6 separate regions of the Homo sapiens genome follow, and all the other regions are linked to region 1. Evidence: chromatin contacts called from ENCODE Hi-C or POLR2A ChIA-PET data. All regions are on one chromosome and are shown on one strand. Each heading gives the region's core, a stretch centred on a gene start or an enhancer-like site at or near the end of the contact. The rest is flanking DNA. Distances are from core to core; before and after follow the strand shown. Region 1 overlaps NFIA (nuclear factor I A). Region 2 has its middle 20 kb from the start of NFIA-AS2. Region 3 overlaps PATJ (PATJ crumbs cell polarity complex component). Region 4 holds the start of NFIA (nuclear factor I A). Region 5 overlaps NFIA (nuclear factor I A). Region 6 holds the start of TM2D1 (TM2 domain containing 1).

Region 1 (3,661 bases), core at 734-3,233:
CTCCTTAGAGAACTGTGAGGGGAAAAAGTCGTGCTGCAATGGTTAAATGAAATTTTATAAGCACATTCAGTGTGGAGCTGTTTTGCATTACATGAGTTGAATACCTTAGAGACGCCACATCTGCAGGCACTTTATTAAATCCTTAGTCAGCACTTTTCCAACCTGATGAGATTACTTCTTCATTTGACTGGAGAAAAGGAAAGCTGAGCTCTTGTCCTGGACTGCAGATTTCTTTTGATGTTTCACCTTGAACATTGAAAGAGGACAGTCACCCCACTTCCCTCCCCACTCCCGCTCAGCACATCCCAAACTCTAGACATTGTGAATGTTACCGACTAATTTTACGTAACTGGAGCCTTGGTGGGAGTGTGGATTTGTGGACCTCCACAACAACTATAGCTGAAAGTTTCTGAGGAAAAAATAGATCAAAGCTCTGTGTTTACTTAATGTAAATGTATCAAGATAACATCATCCTATATTGCATTGTAATAATGCCACTCACTGCACATAGGGAGGGAGATTCCTTTGTAGTCCATTTGGATACAGTAGGGTAGATTAAGGGGCTATAAAGTACGAAGGCAGAAAGCATATGAAACCTAAGCTTATGTCACTAAATGTCTGAGGATAGTTTTTGTTTAATGTGTTACCATTTTCCCAGTGATTTGCTGCTCAACCCCAACGATCGAATAAGCTCAGATTTCTTTTATGTTTTTCCTATATGACCCAAGAAGAAAATATGCAGAATCATTCTTCAATTAATGTTCTAAAACTTGTACTGCTTGCATAATAGAAATTATAAGAAAATATCACAAGAGAAAAGTAGGCTTTTACAAACATTATATTGTCCATCTGGTGTTACTAGCAGCTCATGGAAGTTTCTAGGAATTGACTGGCTTACACATGTGTGACTGTCACACTCATCCCAATGGGATTATGAGTGTCTTTACAAACTGATTAGGAGAAAATTCAGGGAGATGTATGAATTATTATTATTATTATTATTATTATTAGAACTATCTGCCATCTCTGCAAATAAATGATTTAATCAGAGACTTCAAAAAAGAAAAATTCCCTGTGTGGTTCCCCTAACCAACTTCCTGTTCTGGAAAACCTTGGTCAAGTAGCTGGGTTAATTGTCATGAAGATTAGTGTGATGTTGAAATAAGTACTAATGGTCAAATTATAGGAGTGAACAAGTTTAAGAATAGGTTTTGGTTTGGGCCTGAAAGGGTTAATTAAGGTTTTTTCACGGGTTATTAAAGACCCCCAACCTCTGCCTTCAGGAGTCATATTGACACCCCACCACAGGGCAGCTCAGCCCCTCTGTTGACATGTTGCTGGTCAGAGCACAATAGCCTTCTGTGTCTGCAAATCATTGCTAAAATCATCTCAAGGAAAAAAAAGTTTGAAAGCTTTAACGTTAGACAAAAGCCCAAGAGTTGCAGCGTGCAGCCCAAAAACCTGGAGTCAGCAACTTCTATTGATTAAAAACTAACCTTTAAAGTAACTCTGAGAGTGTGTGGTTAGCATTTAAATTTAAACATGTCATGAGTTGATTTGTGTTACTGAATACCAACTCAGAAGGAGTAACATTCACATCGCATTTTTTTTTTCTAATTCCCTTAAGCAGCTAAAGTATTTCATGAAATGTCAATAGGGCAAAAAGAAAAAGAGGTGGGGGGCTGATGCTGGGCCTTGTAGTTTTCTTTCCCATGCAAATATCCACCCCCCAAAAGAAAAGTGTGCAGAGTGAAACACAATAATTAGTCCTTTGTCTAACTTTCCCAAGTGCCAGAGAAAGACAGATTAATTAAATATACAACAATGTTGGTTTTTGGAGTGGGGGTCTTGCTTGCTGTGTAGGTCATAAATTAGGCAGAATAAATACTTCAATGTGTTTGCAGTGGGCCTGCTACGTCAGAACCACTGGAAGGTTGGTGGGAGGAGAGCAGAGGGTTTCTTGCTAATGATAGTCACGTCTGGGTCTGTCTGGTTGCTCTTAGCAACCAGACATGATGTAACACCAGGATGAACTTGAACTTGGGGGACTTGAAAAGAGAACAATAGACCAGAGCAATCAATAAAGCCTATTTCAGTGAAGGATTACAGAGCTGCTCTGGGGTAACCTTGTCGGCAAGGCACATACTGAATAGTAAGATGTGTGAAGAAACTTTTTTTTTTTTTTTTTTTTTTTTGCTTTGCTTTTTAAGAGAAGTGCAGAGGCACTGCAGATTTTTGTAGTGCCCTGAGGTCTCGTCCAGAAACTGTGGTGTGGAGAACTGCTCCCCCTGCTGACTCACTGGGTGCCAGGCCTTTGCTTCAAGAACTACCTTAGTGTCAGATTGAAGAAGTCTGGAATTTCACAACCGACTTAGAAAGTGTGAAAACAGAAATAGTAAGCATTATTCCCCGCACCCAAAGTTTGAACCTGTTTTGTAGAAGGGAGGAAGCGGCTCTAACGTGGATGAGAGTCAGCTGTTAGGTAGAGGCCTACTAGAAACACAGTTTGGGGTTTGCTTTCTCTCTCCTTTCTCTCCCCCTCTTCTTTCTTTTGTCCAGCTAGATTTAGGCCATGTGTATTTGCCAGGCTGATTTCCTTTCAGGACACAAGAGGCTTTATTGTGTTCCTCAAAGCATGTGGTCAAAGAATAACATCTGAAAGTCTACAGGATGCGTAGTTTTTCGGTCTGGGCTTAAGTTTTTTAAACTCCTCTGGAAATCAAAGGTGGCTTGTGTGACTAGGAAATCTTATACCAAACTCCATGTAGCTATCACTTAGCCATTCATCCCTGGGGACCAAATGAGTCCTTACATTACCTAATGGAATCTCTTCCACAGGGATGATCCTTCACCTGCCTGAAGCAACCCAATTAGAACCCTTTCTGATACCGTCAACTTAAAGAATTCAGAAGCATTGGTTTTTGTTAGGCCTTGGTAATTTTTCTGTAAATAATGATAAATGTAGTGAATTTGTCAAGGTATCTCTAGAGAAAAGTCGGCAAAAGCCACATACTTTTTTATTTCACTGGAGAAACTAACTCTGATGTTAGTCCATAATTGCTCATTCTGTCTAGCTAACAGAAAAAGAAATGCCAGCAGATAAAGTGATATATGACCAGACAATTGCTCAAAGCTAACCACCTAAGGATTTACGAAAGGAAAAGGTAACCAGTAACTGGGCCTGGCAGGCACACAGAAGGCTCTAAATAAATGCTGCATGGACGCAAGCATGAATGAAGGGTACGCAGTGGCCTCATTTTTCCTTTGGACAATGTGGTACTTAATAGAGTAAAATCTTGATCCTACTTAGTTATTATGTTTCATGTTTGAAAATACCATTTTAGATATATTGGGCTGAAAGGAGCATCTTCCCTCATAAAATCCTACATATGTAAGGAAGGAAAAATACTGTGACTTGCTCAAAATCACCCAGGAAGACTGGGTCCAGCACTTTTTCCACCTTACCTCCACTTATTCTTGTGTCGCTATTGACCATCTGGGCCTGTTAGGAGAGTGTCACAATCATGGCTTCAGTGCCTGCACCTCATTTGAAAGGAGATGTTGAAAATCATCAGAGTAGCCATTCATTGCCACATGAAACCCCTCCCTTTACCCATTCTCCATTCATTCAACTCTTCTTCATTAAGAACGTTCTGTATTC
Region 2 (3,661 bases), core at 367-2,866, 460 kb before region 1:
GCCATTGTGTTTGAAGCCTGAGCAGCCTCCTATGCCACATCGAGAGAGCTGAACCGGGGGTGTGCTGGTCAGTGTTAAACAACCAGCTGTCCAGGGGGAAAGAAGCCCTAATTTGCAGCTCTTACCAATTTCTGTGATGTAAATGCTTCCCACTTGATCAATTTCAAGCTGCCAACATGACCTCACGGAACAGAAGAGATGCGCAAGTAGCTCGCTGCCACACAGCCGCCATGGATGAAGTCACCTTGAGAGTCTGGAACATGGTAAAATATAATAAAGTAATTTGGAGGCAATGATTTTTGTGTATTTATTAACTGTTTTAAATATATTTTATTTAATTGAGAATTGATACCATTTAATTTTTAATAGTGGCTGTGTTTGACGACCAGCTTACAAAATTTCTGTAGCTTTTAACAGTTGGCCCTCATGAGCAGTTGCAATCCACTCCAGTGCACCACTGGGACGACTTCACTTGGATAGAGGGCTGACCAGTGCAACAGTGTCAGAACAGGGATTCCAGGTGGCAATTCAAGAGGCCAGATGTGAACTGACAGCTTACTTGAAGCCATCTGGAATGGTAAGAAATACAGGACTAGGCCAAGCCAATATTTACAGAGAGCTGAAAGCCAGACACATAGGAGATAAAGTCCTAACACTAGACCAAAAGAGCTGAAGGCAGACTTCACAAAGAACATGCAGATCAGAACAGGGCTGGGGCCAACTCCTGTTTAAAAAAAGAATAGTTCAGGAACAAGTGAGGAGGGTTTTGGAATGTGTCACAGATATCTGTGAGACCTACACCGCTCACATGTATTAGTGACTAATCATGATAATTGCTCAAGTTTATTGAGCACTTAATGTAGACCAGGTGCAGTTTTAAGTGCTTTACATAGTCGATCTCACTATTGATAGCTCCATTTTACAGATGCAACAGGCAGCCTAACCCCAGAGGAGACTGTGGTTGTACCTGCTATGCAGTACAGGTACATGTGTGTGTTAGACGGGTTTAAAATGTCATAGAGAAGGCAAAAAATACATGAAGAAATACTCCAAAGTGGAATAAACACCTGATTCCCAGACAATGCTCAAATACTTGGTGTAAAATAATATGTGCATTTAGAGATATCACCACAATTGACTACAAAGGGAGGAAGCAAATTGTTAAGTTCAGCAATGGTTGATCTTACCTTTGGTGAACCAGATGCACTGTGAATACACTGGGAGGAAATACAACTATAGTCCCTGCCTTCTTGAAGCCCCAGTTTTTACTCCCTCTTTCTCATACCCAACCATTGGAACTGACACTAAGAGCTGTCCTTGCTTCCTGAATCTCCTTCCTCCAATCACAGTGGCTTTGCTTCTCCTTTCTCCAAGGCCAGCAACTGCAAGTCAGCCCAACCTATGCCCAACCCCAGACCCTGGTCCAGCCCTTGTAGCCCAGCTTGAGCACAGCCCTGGGTCCTTGCTTGCCTGTGAAAGAATATTCCAGCCTGTGAGCTCCTTGAGGTTTTACGGGATTTCTTTCAGAGGACCCAGCCCAGTGCTGGGTGCAATAGATACATATTGAACTAAAAATAGAGGCTGCCTGAGCAGAGGGAAGACGTTATCACAGTTTCATATTTATTAGGCCTTTTCATTTTATGATTCACCACGTGGGACACAGGCCAACAGCCCCTCTTCCCTTAGGAAGTGGCCTTCTAACTCAGAATGACACAGTATTACATATTCCCAACAGGGAACCACAAATGCCTCACAAATGTTTCAGGCTGGCTGGAAGCTTTATATTGAGTCTCAAGGAGTGTTTTCTTTGCAGTTTTGTCTTTGAATAGCTGGTGCATGTGAGGAAGAACTATCAGGAAGGGCCATTATTGCGCATGTGCTGTGCTTCGGGGAAGTGAGTGTCAAGTCTCACCCACTGATCTGGGAAAGTTTCCATGAATTCATTTTCCTCTCACCCCCAGCGATGCTCTGTTTGCTAACTCAAGCAAGGGGAAAGGTCTGTTTTCAATTAGGACCTCTCAAAAAAGTGTTTTTAAATGGCCTGTAAAAATAATCCAATAAAGGCCTCAGAGGTGTGAGCTGTTGTCATCATCCTGTTTGGAAAACGTCACTCAGAATGCACCCTAAAGTGAGGGAGGGAGGTTGTGATGCCTTAAAAAAAATTAATTTGTGAAATGAACCTGCAGGATTAGTTGTCCGCCTTTGTGCCCAGCTTTAATATGTCCTCAACCAGGGAAATCCGAGGCTTTGGATTATTAGCCGGGTTGGATCACGTTACCCTGTTTGGCTCTGCAGAAATCACACTTTTCATTTTGCCTTTAATCCTAAAGGTCACCGGGAAGGTCAGCCCCAAACACAAATGATACTTTGTGGTCTTACTTTCAGACAATTATCAACTCATAAATCTTGGTCAGACTGTAATGAGAGCGCGAGGAATAATTGAATTCAGTCCAGACTCACAGGGTCGGAGGGAGCAGAGAACTGGAAGGGGAGGGGACAGACAGAGGGAGGGGGTTCAGGGCCTGGGAGCCAGAAAGTCTTCCCTCCAGCACTGCAGATTTTCCCATTTGTCCTTGTTAAATCACTGTGTTTTGAAATTTGGATGGATATGAGTGAAGCCATTAAAGATGGGGATGGTTCATTGGTAGCTCAGAAAATAGAGCGTAAGATTCTTAAAAGAGCACAAGTCTAAAGGCAGCAAGTTGACAAGAAGGAAAGACTAGAAAAGGAGTCAGGGGACTGAGGTGCTGAGTACCCCAGTTCAGCCAGTTTCCAGGCTGTGTGGCCCTGGGAGAACCATTTCACCTCTCTGTCCTGAGAATGGGGCTGCTGGCCCCTCCCACATCCCAAGATTGTCATAAGGATCACATGAGATAATAAACTGAAAAGTTTACAAACTCACAGAAAGAGACAACATTCTTAAGCACATTAACTGAGCTTGATTCATCAACAATAATTTTAAGAAAATCCTGTTGGCTCTGTATTCCAAACATGTCTACACCTTGCCTACTTCTCACCAGCTCTACCACTCCCATCCAGGCCCAATCCAGCATTATCTTTCACCTGGATTATTGGAATAGTACTCAAATCAGTCTTTCTTTCCACATATGACTCCTCCATAATCCAGTTTCTTTTAAATGTGTCAGGCGATTCTTCTGATCAAAACCCTTCAATGGTTCCCCATTTCACAGGGATAAAAGCCCAATCTCAAGATCACCTACGAGACAACCCCACAGTACCTGGAGCCCGTTCCTGCCCTGATCTCATCTCCCACTGCTCTGCCCCTTGCCCAGTCTCCTCCAGCCACACCAGTCTCTTTGTTGCCCCTCGCACCTGCAGGGCACGCTCCTGCCCTTAGCCTGGAATGCATTTCATGCAGACTCACACATGACTTGCTCATCTTCCTCTACTCTTTGCTCAGGCCTCACATTGCCTGTCTGCTCTATTTAAAATTGCATCACGGCCACCTAACTTACTTATTATGTTTATTGTCCCTCTTCCTCCTATTAGAATGTATGCTCCTTGAGGACAGGATTTGAGCTTCTTTTCTTTACTCCAGTTCTTACGAGGGCCTGGCGTGGAGCACACACTCCGTATTTGCCAAACTGGAAAGAAAACTTGATTTCTATCTGGCTAGAGCTCTTGTTGATGTGGCCATTTA
Region 3 (3,661 bases), core at 418-2,917, 390 kb after region 1:
ATACGCCTAGCCACTTCATGTAGTGGCTAGTTAAAATCCCACTCTGTATGTGTGCCGTATTAGGAGATTCACTGATCTCCATTGTCATGCCTTATAGGATTGTGTCATGGCAAACAATGCGTGTAATTTGTCAAGAGCATGAATATGATGGCTTGACTGAGTACTCTGTTTCTTTTTTTTTTTTGAGATGGAGTCTTGCTCAGTCGCCCAGGCTGGAGTGCAGTGGCGCGATCTCAGCTCACTGCAAGCTCCACCTCCCGGGTTCACGCCATTCTCCTGCCTCAGCCTCCTGAGTAGCTGGGACTACAGGCACCTGCTACCACGCCTGGCTAATTTTTTTTTTTTTTTTTTTTTTGTATTTTTAGTAGAGACGGGGTTTCACCGTGTTAGCCAGGATGGTCTCGATCTCCTGACCTCGTGATCCACCTGCCTTGGCCTCCCAAAGTGCTGGGATTACAGGCGTGAGCCACTGCGCCCGGCCGACTGAGTACTCTGTTTCTAAGCAACAAAACTCTTCAGAAACTTGGTTATAAGTTTTTATACTGTAATTTCTTGCCAGTTTGTAGGTGAGGTTTTTATATTATACCTTAGTTATCTCTGTCTTCTTTCCCTAGTATTTATGTGTAATGTCTTTATTCCTTAGACTATGGTCTCCGTGGAAGATTACTGATACTCCCACTAGTATTAATAACAATGTTAGGTAACATTTACTGAATGTTTACTGAGTGCCAGGTAATGTTCTAATTGCTTTACATGTATTAGGCTATGTATTCCTCACATGAACCATATGAAAGAGATACTCTTATTGTTGTCATTTTAGAAGTGAAGAAACTGAGGCACAGAAAACTTAAGTAATTAGTCCAATTCATACAGGTAGTATATGGTAGAACTGAAGCAGTTGGGCCCCAGGTCTTTTTTTTTCTTTCTTTTTCTTCTGCCGCCGACTCCTCCACCAGGTCTATGCCTTTAACCATCATACTATACTGCTCTTTCCTTTGTGAGTGCTATTTCCATGTGCATTTTATTATAGGGCATCCATACAGTAAACTTATTACAGAAGACCTTTCTGTTTTTTCAGCTTGTGAAAAATTTCATATCTTAAAAACTAAGCTACTAGATAGTATTCTCATTTTTCATGCTTATATGAAAGTTTAGCAGGTATTAAAAATTAATATAGTGTGCTCATATGCATTGTGTAAGAGCTAGTTTTATTGCTTCAGAAGACCATCATTGCAAATTTAAGAATCCTAAACTAGTGCAAGTAATTTGTTGTGGGTTAATGTTCAATAATGAAACAATGATTAGGTAGTCCAAGAGTCTGTAATTTTTAATTTCTACCAAAAAGCTTGAAAAAAAATTAGAACTGTATGGATTTTACCTTCAGTTGACCTTATAAATTAAACATGGCAAGTAGATATTTTCTGGTGTTTTGATTTATGTTGAACTTTGAATAACCCCTCATGATTATAATTCACTGGAAATGTTTGACATTAGCTAATTTTTGAACATTAGCCATGATATTGCCATCCTTGGTACTTTTTGAATTTCAGTGATTTAGAAGATAAAATTTATTAACCAATAATTCTCCTCCCTCCTACATCCTATTCCTCATTCCTCTCCCCTCTTGAGTGACTCAATTTTTGCCAAAGCTGATATTTTTGAAACACTATTTTTATCTCTCTCAAAGTCTGAGAGAGATAAAAATAGAAATCATAATAACATAGCCATTGGGAGGTGATTCATATGTAAATACTGTTAGTAATGCTTTAAAAATTTGCTCGAAACCAAAGTCAAATGGCGACTCATTAAAAAGAATAGTGGAAATATTTCTCCCTATAAAAATTGACAGTTATTAATTTTTCTTAAAAGAGGAAATGGGTTATAAAACCAAAATATAAAATATTGCAGTGTTACTGAGTCTTGAATATAGTATGCCTTAGTATTTGTGCAAAAAATCTAGTGTGTAGTTTTGACTGCCTATTAACTCTGTTAGAATTCTCTTTTTAAAAGATTTATAAAAGTTGTAGGACGGGATTGTATACATTTCATGTATGTCTTTAAGTTGTCTTTTTCCTTACCCTATGCACAACAGAATGACTTTCTGAGCACATTGAAAATGTTTTAAAAATAGGTAATACATACATATGGCAGAAAAATTCAAAGGTGTATAAAGATATCCTGTGACAAGTAAATCTACCTCTGACCATAATCCCTTACTTCTTCCAGGTAAAAAACCTTGGTTTTTCTTGTCCATCCTTCCAGAAACATTTTATATATACATGGTTATATAAGTAATAGTACTTATTTAATTTTAAAAAAACTTTGACATATAAATGGATTATATCATACACACTTTAAAGGCTCTGTATTTTTTTTCTTAAAATTATATGCTCTTTCATTTTGGTACTTATAGAGCTACCTCTTTTTAATGACTACATAGTATTTTTATTGTTGATGTACAATAATTTATTTCATCAGCCTCCTGTACCCAGTTGGTGGGCATTTTAAGTAAGGCTTTAGTGGATATTTTTGTGATACTCTTTTGTTAAAAGGTGGGAATAAATCTTGTAATAGGTAGGTGATAAATTCCTAGAAGTGGAATTACTCATCAGAAGAGCATACTGTATCTTTTAAATTTTGGTACATATTTACCAAATAGCTTGCATTTAAGTTTGTGAGACTCAAATATATTTAGACCACTTAAAATGGATCCTTTCTTATGTAGAGTTATTTCTTTATTCCGATAATTCTCATGGAAGATAGTGTAAGCAGGTGTGTAATTCATGAATTTGCTAATGGTTTTCTATGATGTGGACAGATTAAGTGATAGCAATATATAACTATCAATTTTGTTTCAACTTTATATATGGCGGTAATTAATTTATTGGCCTTTGTAGCTAAGTGGGCATAAAGTGTTTATATTCAGACTATGATATTAGTGCCCCAAACTCTATTTCTATTTCTTCCACTTAATTTTATTTATTTATTTCTTCTTCCACAAATTTTAATCTTGTTTTACTTTTGTTTATTAGAGAATTTAGCTTAAAGTGGTGGGGTTGGGGGGAGGGCATTAGGACTTTAATTTTTACCAAGAGATTTGAGAATTTGAGTAAATGCTAATATCAGTATATAGTTTTCAATAGCCTGTGCAAGCCTACTGTCTTCATGTTCATCTTAGCTAATCAGTTTACAGAATGTAGGATTTAGCATTTGATAGGTATTGATATAATTTTAACACATTAATAGTATATAGAGTGGTAACACTATAAAGTCAGGTATGTAACCATATTATTTCCAGAATCTAAAATATAAAGGATAGGCATGTACTATAAGTTATTATACAGTTTCACATTAATGCTCAAGGGATCTTATAACATGGCCACTGACATCTAGGTTTTTTTTTTCTCTTGCCTTTTTTTTTTTTGGGAGCTCTTTGGGTCCACGTCACCCATATAAGATATTGGTACTAAGCAAAATGCAGTCAATCTGCTACTAATGGCAGTATCTGTAGTCTTGCAGATATATCATATGCCTTACTGTTGAACAAACCACACAGCTGCATTTAAAGGTCACTTTTTGCTTAACGGAACTTAGGGGAACTGATAAAGGCTACTTTTTGCCCATCCCTGACTCCTATCCACATTTATTTTTATTAACATCA
Region 4 (3,661 bases), core at 781-3,280, 370 kb before region 1:
GAAACTTGGAGCGCATTGAAGTTATAGATCCCAGCAAAGGTTCTCGTGGCCAGGGATGTTGTCTCTGTAACACAGCTTGGCTTTTAGGACATTCCTCCCCTACTAAAATCTGAGAGGAACCAAGGAAAAGCAGTGGGTTAAGTTTGGGAAAATGGACTCTCTCATTAAAGGCTGAAATCATTATTTCTCCTCACTCCTTAGTAAATAATCTTGAGAGATTTCCAAGGATGTTCAGGAGGGAGGGTGGGAGAGAGAATGGTTCTTGAGCATTCGGGAATTATTTTGGCAATAAAGTAACTAAAGTACAAGCATAAAATAACTTTAGACAGATGCAGAATTATTTCAGAGGTTCTCTTTTGCTCTTTCTCCAGTACAGTATTTCCTGCCCCTTGCTTTGAAAAGAAGTCTGAATGAGAGTGGCCTTAACACATCACTCACCCTCACTTGTTAACACATCACTTACCCTCACTTTCCTACAGGAATGTCCCCTCTTTAGAGACTCTCTGGTTATGTCACCTCCACCGAAGGGCAGATTCCCCTGTGTGCCAGTGTCTTTCAACATGATACCTACCTCTTTCCTTTTGGAATTTTGAGAAGGGTTGTCAAATGCAGCATTTTGCAAACCATCATGAGGAAGAGAAGTAAAATAAGGGATGGGGGCTTAGAAGAGGCAGGTAGGCTTTCCCCCCTCCGAGAGAGGAGAGCCTAGAGAGAAAATATGAGGTTAAAAAAAAAAAACTGGAAAAGCAGGCTTACTGGCAACTTGCCAAACCCTAAAAACCACCCCCCTCTTTTCTGCCAAAACAATACTTTAGCAAACCTAAAATAATTGCAGGAAGCTCTTTTCCATTTTAAGAACTATTACCTGGGGGAGGGAAAAAAGGGATTCTTAAAAGGCACCCTTCCAGAGGTGTCCCAGAAACTGGGACGGTAATGATAGCCTATGTCCAGTTCTGGGCACGCGTTTGTGGATCAGAATATCTCCCTTCCCTAAGGGGACATCCCTTTCACATATTTTTTTCCTCCTAAAAAGTAAAAGATGTCACAGCTAAACCACTGTTGTTTCTGAACGTGATAGAACTTTTTCTATGGCGTCTGTGTTCAAACCCACTAGTTTCACAGTCCTGGGAGGGATAACGCTCATTAATCTCCGCCTTCTTTTCTCCAGACCCCCGCCCCCCAAATCCGGTGAATCTTCTGTGGGCACTGATTCCTCACCACCCCCGCTTCTGAATGCCACAGGACCGAAGCTGCACAAAGTTTGCAGGATTGTGTGCATAATTACCTCTGCCGACGAATCTATTCCCACAGAAAGCTTCGCTGGAGAGATTACAATGCTTTGAGCCTTACCGCATTTCAGTGGGGGAAAAAAAGTTACCTAGGAGGTCTGATTTTTCAAAGAAATTTGCATACATGCAAATGTGCCGCCCGGCCTCCTCCTCGGTTCTCTACGTGCCCACGCGGTGGCCCGGGGGGTGCGGGGCAACCTGGCAAAGTTGCCCAAGTCCTCCACCGAGGTCCGCGGAGGTCTGCAGCGGGGGTGGGGGGATGGGGACGAGGAAAAGTAGTTTTGTTTGCTTAAGCACATCCTGTGGCAGCCTATAGCTGCCCGGGAGTACAGACTGTAACTGCTCCTCACTGCGTTACCCAGTAATGCGCTGATCGGGGGAGGGGGCGGGGGGGCCGGGGAGCGAGCGGGAGAGCGAGCAAGCGAGCGAGCAAGGAGCGAGCCACGGAGAGAGCCGGGGAGCGAGCGAGCCAGCCTGCGAGCGCGAGCGGCCGCGGAGGCTCGGGACCCGGCTGGCCGCGCGGCGCCGCAGCCGCCCCCTCCCCCACACCCCCTCCCCCCCGCGGCGGCGGCGCGAGCGGGCGGCGGCTGTGCGGTGCGGTGCAGAGCGGAGGCGGAGGCGGGCGCGCGGGCAGCTCGCGGGCACCCGGCCGGGCCGGCGCGGGAGCGGGAAAGGGTGCGCTATGCCTTTAACACCCGCGTACAGTAGGCATGTATAGTGGAGTGTAGGGAAACTCTAGGCGGGGTTAAAGTTCAGCTCATGGAGCGGCAATAGCGCTGGCTGGCTGGCTGCAGTTGAGCCGACTTGGAAATGTGAACGCAAGAAGCAGGCTTGATTTTTTTTTCTCCCCCCTTCTCTCTCTCTCTCTCTCTCTCTCTTCCTCTCTCCCTCTTTCTCCTCTCTCACCCACACTCACGCACACCTCCAAACCGCACACCCAGACGCACACGCATACCCCAGCGCCCGGCAGTTATGTATTCTCCGCTCTGTCTCACCCAGGTAAGCCGCGGCGTGGATGCGGAGGGCTTGGGGGCCGGGGCGCCGGGGGCAGGGCTGGGGCTGGGTGGGGGGCACCGGGGCCGTCGCTCCGGCCGGGCCCAGGGCGTGCGTCTCGGTGTGTGTCTGTGTCTGCGCGTGTTTCTGTGTGTGTGCGCGCGTGTGCCCGCGGGTGGGGGGGGGGATCCCGCTTAAAGAAAGTAACTTTGTTTCCATGCGGGTGCATTCCTCTTGCACGGCCATTTGTGTGGGCACATGGCTAATGGCGCCCTCTTATTAATGCGTTAATTAATATCGGGGCGACGGACTGCGGAACAGCAGTGTTTTCGGACACCCCGCACGTGTTTCGGCGGGGTTGCAGTCCATGACACGCAGAAATCTGGCTCAGCGTTTCTGCTGCCGGGAGCAGGGATTCCGTAGTGCCGCAGCGCCCGGGGAGGGGGCCGCCGACGGAGCCCACCGCTCACCCCGCACGCTCGGGCCGGCTGCAGTCCTCGGGTGCGGGGAGACCTCGGGTGCCTGCGCCCAACGGCCCGCTCCCCGCAGCCTGCGCTGCCGCAGCCCCCCGCCGTCTTCCCGAACTCTTACTTTTGTTTATTGTTTGTCAGCCTTCGGGGTCCGGCCGCGGAAAGGACGCGGGCTCCCGTCCCGGCCCCGGCCCGGACAGCGCCCCTCGGACGCGGGCAGGCTGCGGCTAGCCCTCGGCTGAGCGGGGCTACGTGGACGCGCGTTCCCCCGCGCCGGCCGGGTGGAGCCTGCGTCCTCGCCGCGCGCCGGTGGCCCGTTGGCTCTCCCGGAGTGAAAGTTTCGGGGCCGAGACGAGCCCACGTTGTGCAGGGCGCCGAACGCCGGAGGCCGCGGGCCGCGGGCCGGGTAGCGCCGGGCAGAGTTGGGCTCCTAGCCGGGAGCCGGAGCGGCGGCCCGGGCCGGACACGGCTCCCCCCGCCGCCGCCGCCGCCACCACCACCACCGCCACCGCGCGACTCCGGCCGCTCCGCGCGCAGGACGGGGGCAACTTTTCCCCTCCGACTCAACTCAGAGCATGGGGCTCTTGCGCCCCACCGCCTCTCCTTTCCGTGCCCCCCTGTCCATTCCTCCCTTGTCTACCCACCCCCAGGCAAAATATTGCTACTTCGAGACTTCAAATCCGGTCCCCTTTGAATATGTTATTTGTTTTCCTTGACTAAAAGGCTTGAAGTCAAAGTGGTTTTGCGCTATTTTTTTTTTAAGCGTGAGATTTCATACTGCTTTGGTACATTAGGATCTGACCATTAATCACCTACATGAAGTTATATGCTTCACATAAAATGTTTATTCACCTCTCCCTTAAAAAACCTACCACTTCTTGCCTTCATTTAGTAGGAGATAACGGTTTA
Region 5 (3,661 bases), core at 338-2,837, 320 kb before region 1:
TAAATGTGACAATTACTTTGTTCATTGACATAGATGTGTTGAATTTCCTCCCTAGATTTTAAGGGGATGCATTTTAGTGCTGATGTGTGCATTTAACTGTGGACAGTAGGAACAAGGCAAGCATATTAGGGGAAGAGTAGGGCCCCTAATGTCTAAGCTACAGACATATTTTAGCATGCTTGACACCTTTCCTTGGTATATGATGCTATATCAGCAACTTGTACTCATTGGATCTGGAGCCTCTAGCTTTTAATATTTTATCACTAAATGCTTAAGTGTTTATGTTGCAAAAAGAAAAGGAAAAAAAAAAGATTCCCACTTGGACTCTCAAACCATGTGAACAGGCTACTCTATGATAACTATGTCATTAATGATTTTGGTTTCATTTATGGCAATAATTTTTAAGTTGATCAGTCAGGATAGTAAGTATGTGATTTTTGCAGATCTGGTTGAATTTTTTTCTGATACAGACCAAGCTGTTTTTCATACATTGAAGCCTGGGAAAGCTCTGTTACTGTTAAAAGAGTAACCATATCTCTTCACTGAATTGTTGCCAAGCAGATGTAGACTTTTGGAGTGTGCCCAGAAAACCTCTACAGCTGATACTTTGGTGACTTGTTCCTACTCCTGGCTTTACTGGCACCTATTTAAATAGCAGAGGAACATAATTGTGTTTTGGTAGGTCAAAATTTTATACACTTCTGTAGAAAAAATTATATATAGGTAAGCCAATTGGTAGAAATGAAGTAAACCCAATTTGCTTGTTGAGATTAGCACTGAAGATATGCTAAGCTTTGGTTATGTCATTTGGTCAAAAAAGAATGAGGAAAATCCCTCAGAAAAGTTATCTGAGAGATCAGCACTGAACGTCAAGCCAGCCTGTCCACTCCCATTACTAAAAGAAATCTCCCCTTTTAACTTCATCCCATAAATGGATCATGCTTCCTGGATCCACCCGAGGAGGACGTGGTTTAGTTTTAGATTCTTAGATTACAGACTTCCACCATCAGTTTCAGTATTCTTTTCACGATATTAATGTTATGAAAACTGTTAGAAATGAGGAAATACCGCCATGTCAGGTTCACTCATGGATCAAGAAATGAGCATTTTCTTAAACATCAGTCCAAAACAACAAACCTCAAGTACCATAAGTTCAGATAACTTGGGAGCAGTTGAAATCCTTTAAGCCACAAAGATAGTGTCTTTTGGCATGGCTGGTGAAAGAAGGAAGCTGGTTGAATTCATTGACTAACTCTGTTGCTGGCTAAAAAGACAATTAAGGAGAAAAGGGATGGAAGAAGAAAAGAACCAAAGAAACTAAAATCTGTTTCTTTTTCAGGAGGAGTTGGAAGATGAGGAGTAACACAACACTTTAGATATACATGTTAAAAACTTATAACAAATCATAGATCATACTAAAGGATTACCGAAGTTTAGAACATGGCTGAGGGTATAGATGTCAGATTTTCTTACACAATAGTGGGTCTTTTGTTTCAGAGTTCACTCTTGGCAAGCAACTCCCTACCACTGCGTTAATTTCCTGTCGATCTTTCATTCAGCAACAGACCTAGAGATGGGGAGCAGACACTGCCCCCCCCACCCAGGCTTTTTAAGACTGTGCTTTGTGTAGATTAAAAAGACGAAGGAAAAAAGAATAAACTTTTTCCAAACAAGATGTCCATGTGCATTCTTTAAGATCCTGTGTGTGCTTAAAACGATCCTGTAAAAAAGCCCTCTCCATAATTTTGAACCTCTCCTTTTTCTAAAGACTTTTATAGGCATTTTTTTTTCTTCTTCTCAGCATGTGAACCAATGTGTAACTCAAATAGATGTTACTTTGCTGTTTACTTAGATTGTTTTAAAAGGCTAGCTGTGTGGAGGAATGAGGAAGGAAGGGAGGCGGGAGTGGCTGGAGTTTTTTTTTTTCTCTGTTGACCTAATGAATGCAGTTCTTAAAAAATAATAAATATTTATATGTGGTCTTAATTTTTAATGAGTCTCATAAACTGGCTGGTATAGAAAAGTGTATGAAAAGCCATATATATTAAACTATAGTTATTATAAATACATGCATATGTACACTAGAATGTTTTATGAGGAAGGGAACTTACTAGTCTTGTTCACTCTTTGTTTTCCCAGTGTCTAGAACAGTGCCTGACATACAACTGGTACTCAGTAAATATTTGTTGAGTGAACAAAATGAATGTAAATTGACAGCATTGCCTAGTGGGGGTACCATTAGACTAGAATTCAGAAAACTTGGAGTCTGGTTCCATCACTGCCATTAATCAAGAATATATTGTTGCTGAAATCACATAACTTCTTTGCTCCTCTGTTTTTTATAAAAAACTGGGACTAGCCCAGCTATTCAGGAGTCTGTGGTGGAAGGATGACTTGAGCCCAGGAGTTTGAGGCTGTAGTGGGCTACGATTGTGCCTGTGAATAGCCACTGCACTCCAGCCTGGGCAACATAGTGAGACCCTGTCTCTTAAAGGAATAATAGGGGCTGGGTGCGGTGGCTCACACCTGTAATCCTAGCACTTTGGGAGGCTGAGGGGGTGGATCCAGACCAGCCTGGCCAACATGGTGAAACCCCATCTCTCTAACTAAAAATACAAAAATTAGCCGGGCGTGGTGGTGCATGCCTGTAATCCCAGCTACTCAGGAGGCTGAGGCAGGAGAATCGCTTGAATCCAGGAGGCAGAGGTTACAGTGAGCACTCCAGCCTGGGTGACGGTGCAAGACTCTGTCTCAAAAACAAAAAACAAAAAGAGGAATAATAGTATCTGCTCTCCTTGCCTTTTGTGGGTTTTTTTGATGATTAAATGATATCTGAGGGATACAAAAATGCTTTGGAAACTACAGGGTGCTTTACAGACTGTGTGTGTGAGTGTGTGTGTGTGTGTGTGTGTGTGTGTGTGTGTGTGTGTGTACAGAAAATCCTTTATCTCTTTGCTTCTCAATTTCTTTTCTTAGGAAAATCAGATTATTTAAATCCCATTATGCACAGCTCTCCTCTGTTCTTACTAAGCCTCTGTATTCCATTACCTCCAGTAAATCAGTAAAAGGTGGTGAGTCAGGCTGTAGTGGAAAGCGGGGTCTGCTGTTTTCTCATGTCCATGTTACTCTGTGGGACTCAGAAATCTTGCTTACATGTCTCATGAACTTTCTTACCTGTTTGAACTATACAGGCTATAACATATGACTTAGAGTCTTTTAGTTATGACCACTCTTAAGATTGATGACTAAGTTGAAGTATTTATTAGTTGTTATTATGGTGGATTGATAATCATGCATTTTAACATAGTAAACTAAAGTCTGTGTCGTAGAATTAGCTATAATTTACTTTTTAGGCTGGATGAGGTTACTGATGCTTGTAATCCCAGCACATCGAAAGGCTGAGGTGGGAGGATTGTTTGAGTCCAGGAGTTCAAGACAGGCCTGGGCAACATAGGGAGACCCTGTCTCTATTATCATAAATAAAAACAAATTTTTTTAAACAAGTGTATATATGCATATGCTTATGTGTTGTAATAATAATATGTCCCAGAGTTGCACATCTGGAAGAGAAGAAGATAGCAACTGAAAAGAAAATAGAATGGTATTGACAAAGAGAAAAGATGGCGTCATTAGGACAATTACTTTTTATTTTTGGAACAAC
Region 6 (3,661 bases), core at 1-2,500, 270 kb after region 1:
GAGGCTGCTAGTTTGTCCAAGTCAATAAGCATATGTACAAATATACTTTTAGTATTGCTAAGTAATACTTGAGGCAGGAGGATCACTGGAGCCCAGGAGTTTGGGAAGAACAGCCTGGGCAACATAACGAGAAGTCTGTCTCTACAAATAATATAATAATACATAAACATTACAATAAACCTTTAAATTTGCCCCATAATTATCCACGTTTTTACTCATGAGAAAACAGAGTTCAAATAGGTCACCCAAGGTTGCAAAGTGCAACAGAAATTTATCCACTGAGTCCCCACGCGGTGGTTCATGGTGAGGGGGATGCGGATCGCTTGAGACCAGGAGTTCAAGACCAGCCTGGCCAACATGGCGTAAACCCCGTCTCTACTAAAAATACAAAAATTACCCGGGTGTGGTGGCGCATGCCTGTAGTCCCAGCTACTCAGGAGGCTGAGGCAGGAGAATTGACTGAACCCGGGAGGCGGAGGCTGCAGTGAGCTGAGATCGTGCCACTGTACTCCAGCCAGGGCGACAGAGTAAGACCCTGTCTCAAAAAAAGAAAACAGAAAGAAATTTGTCTGGCAGTCTACCATCTCATGAAGTTTGAAGATGACATGAGGTAATATGCATAATATACATAAAGTTAATGATAAATGGGCAACACATTGGCTAGATCGTTATTACTTGTCTTCCCCCTAGGAAGAGTTGGCAAACATTTCCAGGGTAAGAGACTATCCATCTTTGTATTACTAGTGTCTAGAACGGGGCCTGGCATACTTCAGGATCTACATGTTTTACTGAACAAGTAAGCACACTGATAAAAAAGAAAAAAAAAGTGGATCAGAAGAGGAAGCGCCAATGACTAGTAAAATCATAAGGAAATCACAAAGGGTGGCCTCTGGCCCTCCCATCTCCACAACTCTGTTCACCTTCAGGGATCCTTCAGTCATTAGAAGCCACAGATCAGATTATCGTTTTCACTCAGTACAGCCCTAGCCAGTCCTGACGGCAGCGACCCACCTGCGACCCCAACTCTACCTCGCCTCCATGGGGGGGTGTTCTCCACAGAGGATATTGTCCCACTTTGAGGTCCTCGCACTTAAGCGACTCCTCGCCCCCGGCGGAGGTGGCAACAGCCCCCCAGGGTCCTGTAGTGACTGAGACGAACCACAGGACACCAACGAGTCTGGCCGTCACGGCCTCCGGAGCAGACGGACCAGACGGCCAGGCGGCCGCCATCTTGGAGACCGACACTTTCTCGCCACTTCCGCTTCCGCCTCCGCCCAGGAGCGGGAGGGAGAAGGGCAACAGGGCGAGGTTCTTAAAGGGACCTCGCATAGGATAGAGGCCAGTTCCGTCTCTTCGCGTGTTCTTCTGCCCGTGAGCCCGTGGAATCACATTGGGAGACCCTTTTAAAATATGCATGTACCCAGTCCCTCGAGGCGAATTTTCCCCCACGAACCCTTGGAAGGAGCTAAGGTTAATCTTTGAGTGCTGGAGGAAGGAAACGAGTGGTTTAGGCAATCAGGTGCTTCACCCGCTTCTCATTCCCGCGCCCTTAGCTGAGGCTTCTCGGTCCTCTGAAAGTGCCAGCGGCGTCAGAGGTTGGAATCAATGCTTTCCTGACATCATCGCAGTTAGCCCTGATAGGTTTTGGGTTTACAGATAAGGAACAAGGCTCAAAGACGCTGAAACACACTGACCTTAATCACTAAGTGACTCAGTCGGAATGAAATTGATGTTTGCCAGATTTCAGATCTATGCTCTTACTAATTGACATAATGTCCTCCTGTAACTTTAGAGAAGGATTTTGGAAGGCTGCCACGAACAGAACTTAAAAACTGTGAGAGACATTACGCCTTTTAAAAAAAAAAAGTGACAATTTAGGTGGGGGATAATTTGGGGGGTGGAAACTGTAACAAGAGGAAACCAAATAGTTTATGATTAAGTGAAAAGTTGAAGATTTTTTTTCCTCCATCTGTTGTTTTTAAATTTCTATATGTTCTAAAAGTTCTGTGGTGGGGAACTTTAACAGTGAGGAAAAAATGTTTTCGTAAAGTTAAGTTTAATCTTTTTTTTGTCTAACAATATAAAAATTTGAACTTGAGTGGTGCTTCTTCATCCATACTTTAGCACTAACTTTGGTGGTTCTCAAACTTTGAATAGCATCTGAATCACCTGTAGTAGTTATTAAAACAGAATGATAGAACCGGCACTCAGAGTTTCTGATACAAAAGATGTAGGGAGGGACTGGATAATTTCCATTTCTAGGAGATCCCAAGGGATGTGGGTGTTGCTAGTCCAGGGACCCCCACTTTGAGAACACTGGTATAATGTTTTACGAGAAGTAAATTTTTTTTTTTAAGATGGAATCTCTCTCTGCCACCCAGGCTGGAGTACAGTGGCAGAATCTCAGCTCACTGCAACCTCTGCCTTCTGGTTCAAGTGATTCGCCTGCCTCAACCTCCTGAGTAGCTGGGACTGCACGCGTGCGCCACCACGCTCAGCTAATTTTTGTATTTTTAGTAAAGACAGGGTTTCACCATTTTGGCCAGGCTGGTCTCGAACTCCTGGCCTAAGTGATCTGCCCGCCTCTGCCTCCTAAAGTGCTGGGATTTCAGGTGTGAGGCCACACTGTGCCTGGCCTCATTTTGGAATATATATTCTGGAAGACATACAACTATTTGAAGTAATATTTAAACATAAACTACGTTTTTAAATTTTCTTTTTTTGAGGTGGAGTTTCACTGTTGTTGCCCAGGCTGGACTGCAATGGCATGATCTCGGCTCACTGCAACCTCCGCCTCCCAGGTTCAAGCTATTCTCCTGTCTCAGCATCCGGAAAGGCTGGGATTACGGCGCCCACTACCAGCCCAGCTAATTTTTGTATTTTTAGTAGAGACGAGGTTTCACCATGTTGAGCAGGCTGGTCTCGAACTCATGACTTAAGGTGATCCACCCGCCTCTGCCTCCCAAAGTGCTGGGATTACAGGCGCGAGCCACGGCGCCTGGCCCTAAAATTTTCATAATAAAACAACTTTGTAGCATTACTATGCTTTATTCATTCATTCATTTAGAGACAGAAATGGAGTTGAGACGGGAGTTTTGCTCTTGTTGCCCAGGCTGGAGTGCAATGGCACGATTCTCGCTTACTGCAAACTCCACTTCCCAGGTTCAAGCTATTCTCCTACCTCAGCCTCCTGAGTAGCTGGAATTACAGCCATGAGTCACCACGCCTGGCTAATTTTGTATTTTTAGTAGAGACGGGGTTTCTCCATGTTGATCAGGCTAGTCTCCAACTTCCGACCTCAGGTGATCCACCCGTCTGAGCCTCCCAAAGGTCTGGGATTACAGGCATGAACCACCACGCCCCGCTGCTATTTTTTGAGATGGAGTCTCGCTCTGTCATCCAGGCTGGAGTGCAGTGGCACGATCTTGGCTCACTGCAACCTCTGCCTCCCGGGGTCAAGCAATTCTCCTGCCTCAGCCTCCTGAGTAGCTGGGATTACAGGCGCACGCCACCACGCGCAGCTAATTTTTGTATTTTTTAGTAGAGACAGGATTTCACCATGTTGGTCAGGCTAGTCTCGAACTCCTGACCTCGTGATCCGCCCGCCTTGGCTTCCCAAAGTGCTGGAATACAGGCGTGAGCCACCGCGCCCCGCCGCTAT

Evidence for each region. A loop is a pair of places that touch in the nucleus more often than their neighbours do. ChIA-PET counts read pairs that join two places held with the same protein, here RNA polymerase II (POLR2A). Pooled maps may share reads with other maps.
Region 2: a map of endothelial cell of umbilical vein shows a loop between it and region 1 (11-fold over the local background). The contact joins two enhancer-like sites. A Hi-C loop is called at or near these places in 9 of 168 maps with a recorded cell type or tissue (HepG2, aorta, cardiac septum and 6 more) and 8 of 50 pooled maps. POLR2A ChIA-PET finds 5 or more read pairs at or near these places in 3 of 52 experiments (AG04450, CD8-positive, alpha-beta memory T cell and OCI-LY7).
Region 3: a map of psoas muscle shows a loop between it and region 1 (2.9-fold over the local background). The contact joins two enhancer-like sites. A Hi-C loop is called at or near these places in 31 of 168 maps with a recorded cell type or tissue (A673, B cell, CD4-positive, alpha-beta T cell and 24 more), 26 of 37 single-sample maps with no recorded cell type and 37 of 50 pooled maps. POLR2A ChIA-PET finds 5 or more read pairs at or near these places in 4 of 52 experiments (BJ, MCF 10A, WTC11 and 1 more).
Region 4: a loop to region 1 is called in a map of gastrocnemius medialis, with 13 times the contacts of the local background. The contact joins the promoter of NFIA here to the enhancer-like site in region 1. A Hi-C loop is called at or near these places in 26 of 168 maps with a recorded cell type or tissue (A673, Calu3, IMR-90 and 16 more) and 29 of 50 pooled maps. POLR2A ChIA-PET finds 5 or more read pairs at or near these places in 8 of 52 experiments (H1, HEK293, MCF 10A and 4 more).
Region 5: a loop to region 1 is called in a map of PC-9, with 2.4 times the contacts of the local background. The contact joins two enhancer-like sites. A Hi-C loop is called at or near these places in 3 of 168 maps with a recorded cell type or tissue (PC-9, endothelial cell of umbilical vein and mammary epithelial cell) and 3 of 50 pooled maps. POLR2A ChIA-PET finds 5 or more read pairs at or near these places in 3 of 52 experiments (A549, MCF 10A and OCI-LY7).
Region 6: a map of endothelial cell of umbilical vein shows a loop between it and region 1 (7-fold over the local background). The contact joins the promoter of TM2D1 here to the enhancer-like site in region 1. A Hi-C loop is called at or near these places in 4 of 168 maps with a recorded cell type or tissue (endothelial cell of umbilical vein, esophagus muscularis mucosa, head of caudate nucleus and 1 more) and 5 of 50 pooled maps. POLR2A ChIA-PET finds 5 or more read pairs at or near these places in 1 of 52 experiments (OCI-LY7).

Annotation. Positions count from the first base shown.
Region 1 is chr1:61,451,273-61,454,933 of GRCh38, forward strand. The region is part of intron 10 of NFIA (nuclear factor I A); the gene reads left to right. Among named protein-coding and RNA genes, the nearest start is that of NFIA-AS1, 200 kb to the left of the region's middle. RefSeq lists an enhancer at 851-3,246. Within about 2 kb of position 1,984, at least 23 of the 41 ENCODE cell types and tissues checked have a DNase peak (open chromatin) inside an H3K27ac peak, as active enhancers do; they include A673, ascending aorta, endothelial cell of umbilical vein and 5 more, where a contact is called at or near this core.
Region 2 is chr1:60,988,520-60,992,180 of GRCh38, forward strand. No RefSeq gene overlaps it. Among named protein-coding and RNA genes, the nearest start is that of NFIA-AS2, 20 kb to the left of the region's middle. Within about 2 kb of position 1,617, at least 12 of the 41 ENCODE cell types and tissues checked have a DNase peak (open chromatin) inside an H3K27ac peak, as active enhancers do; they include endothelial cell of umbilical vein, heart left ventricle and heart right ventricle, where a contact is called at or near this core.
Region 3 is chr1:61,838,189-61,841,849 of GRCh38, forward strand. The region is part of intron 17 of PATJ (PATJ crumbs cell polarity complex component); the gene reads left to right. Among named protein-coding and RNA genes, the nearest start is that of MIR12132, 6.1 kb to the right of the region's middle. Within about 2 kb of position 1,668, at least 3 of the 41 ENCODE cell types and tissues checked have a DNase peak (open chromatin) inside an H3K27ac peak, as active enhancers do.
Region 4 is chr1:61,080,531-61,084,191 of GRCh38, forward strand. It overlaps NFIA (nuclear factor I A), which reads left to right and starts at 2,031. Exons shown (of 11, transcript NM_001134673.4): 1 at 2,031-2,288. The coding sequence starts at 2,262. RefSeq lists a silencer at 1,307-1,601.
Region 5 is chr1:61,131,356-61,135,016 of GRCh38, forward strand. All of the region lies in intron 2 of NFIA (nuclear factor I A), which reads left to right. Among named protein-coding and RNA genes, the nearest start is that of NFIA, 51 kb to the left of the region's middle. Within about 2 kb of position 1,588, at least 5 of the 41 ENCODE cell types and tissues checked have a DNase peak (open chromatin) inside an H3K27ac peak, as active enhancers do; they include endothelial cell of umbilical vein, where a contact is called at or near this core.
Region 6 is chr1:61,723,891-61,727,551 of GRCh38, forward strand. It overlaps TM2D1 (TM2 domain containing 1), which reads right to left and starts at 1,251. Exons shown (of 7, transcript NM_032027.3): 1 at 1,067-1,251. The coding sequence starts at 1,230. RefSeq lists enhancers at 553-1,240, 697-1,896, 933-1,592, 1,241-1,926.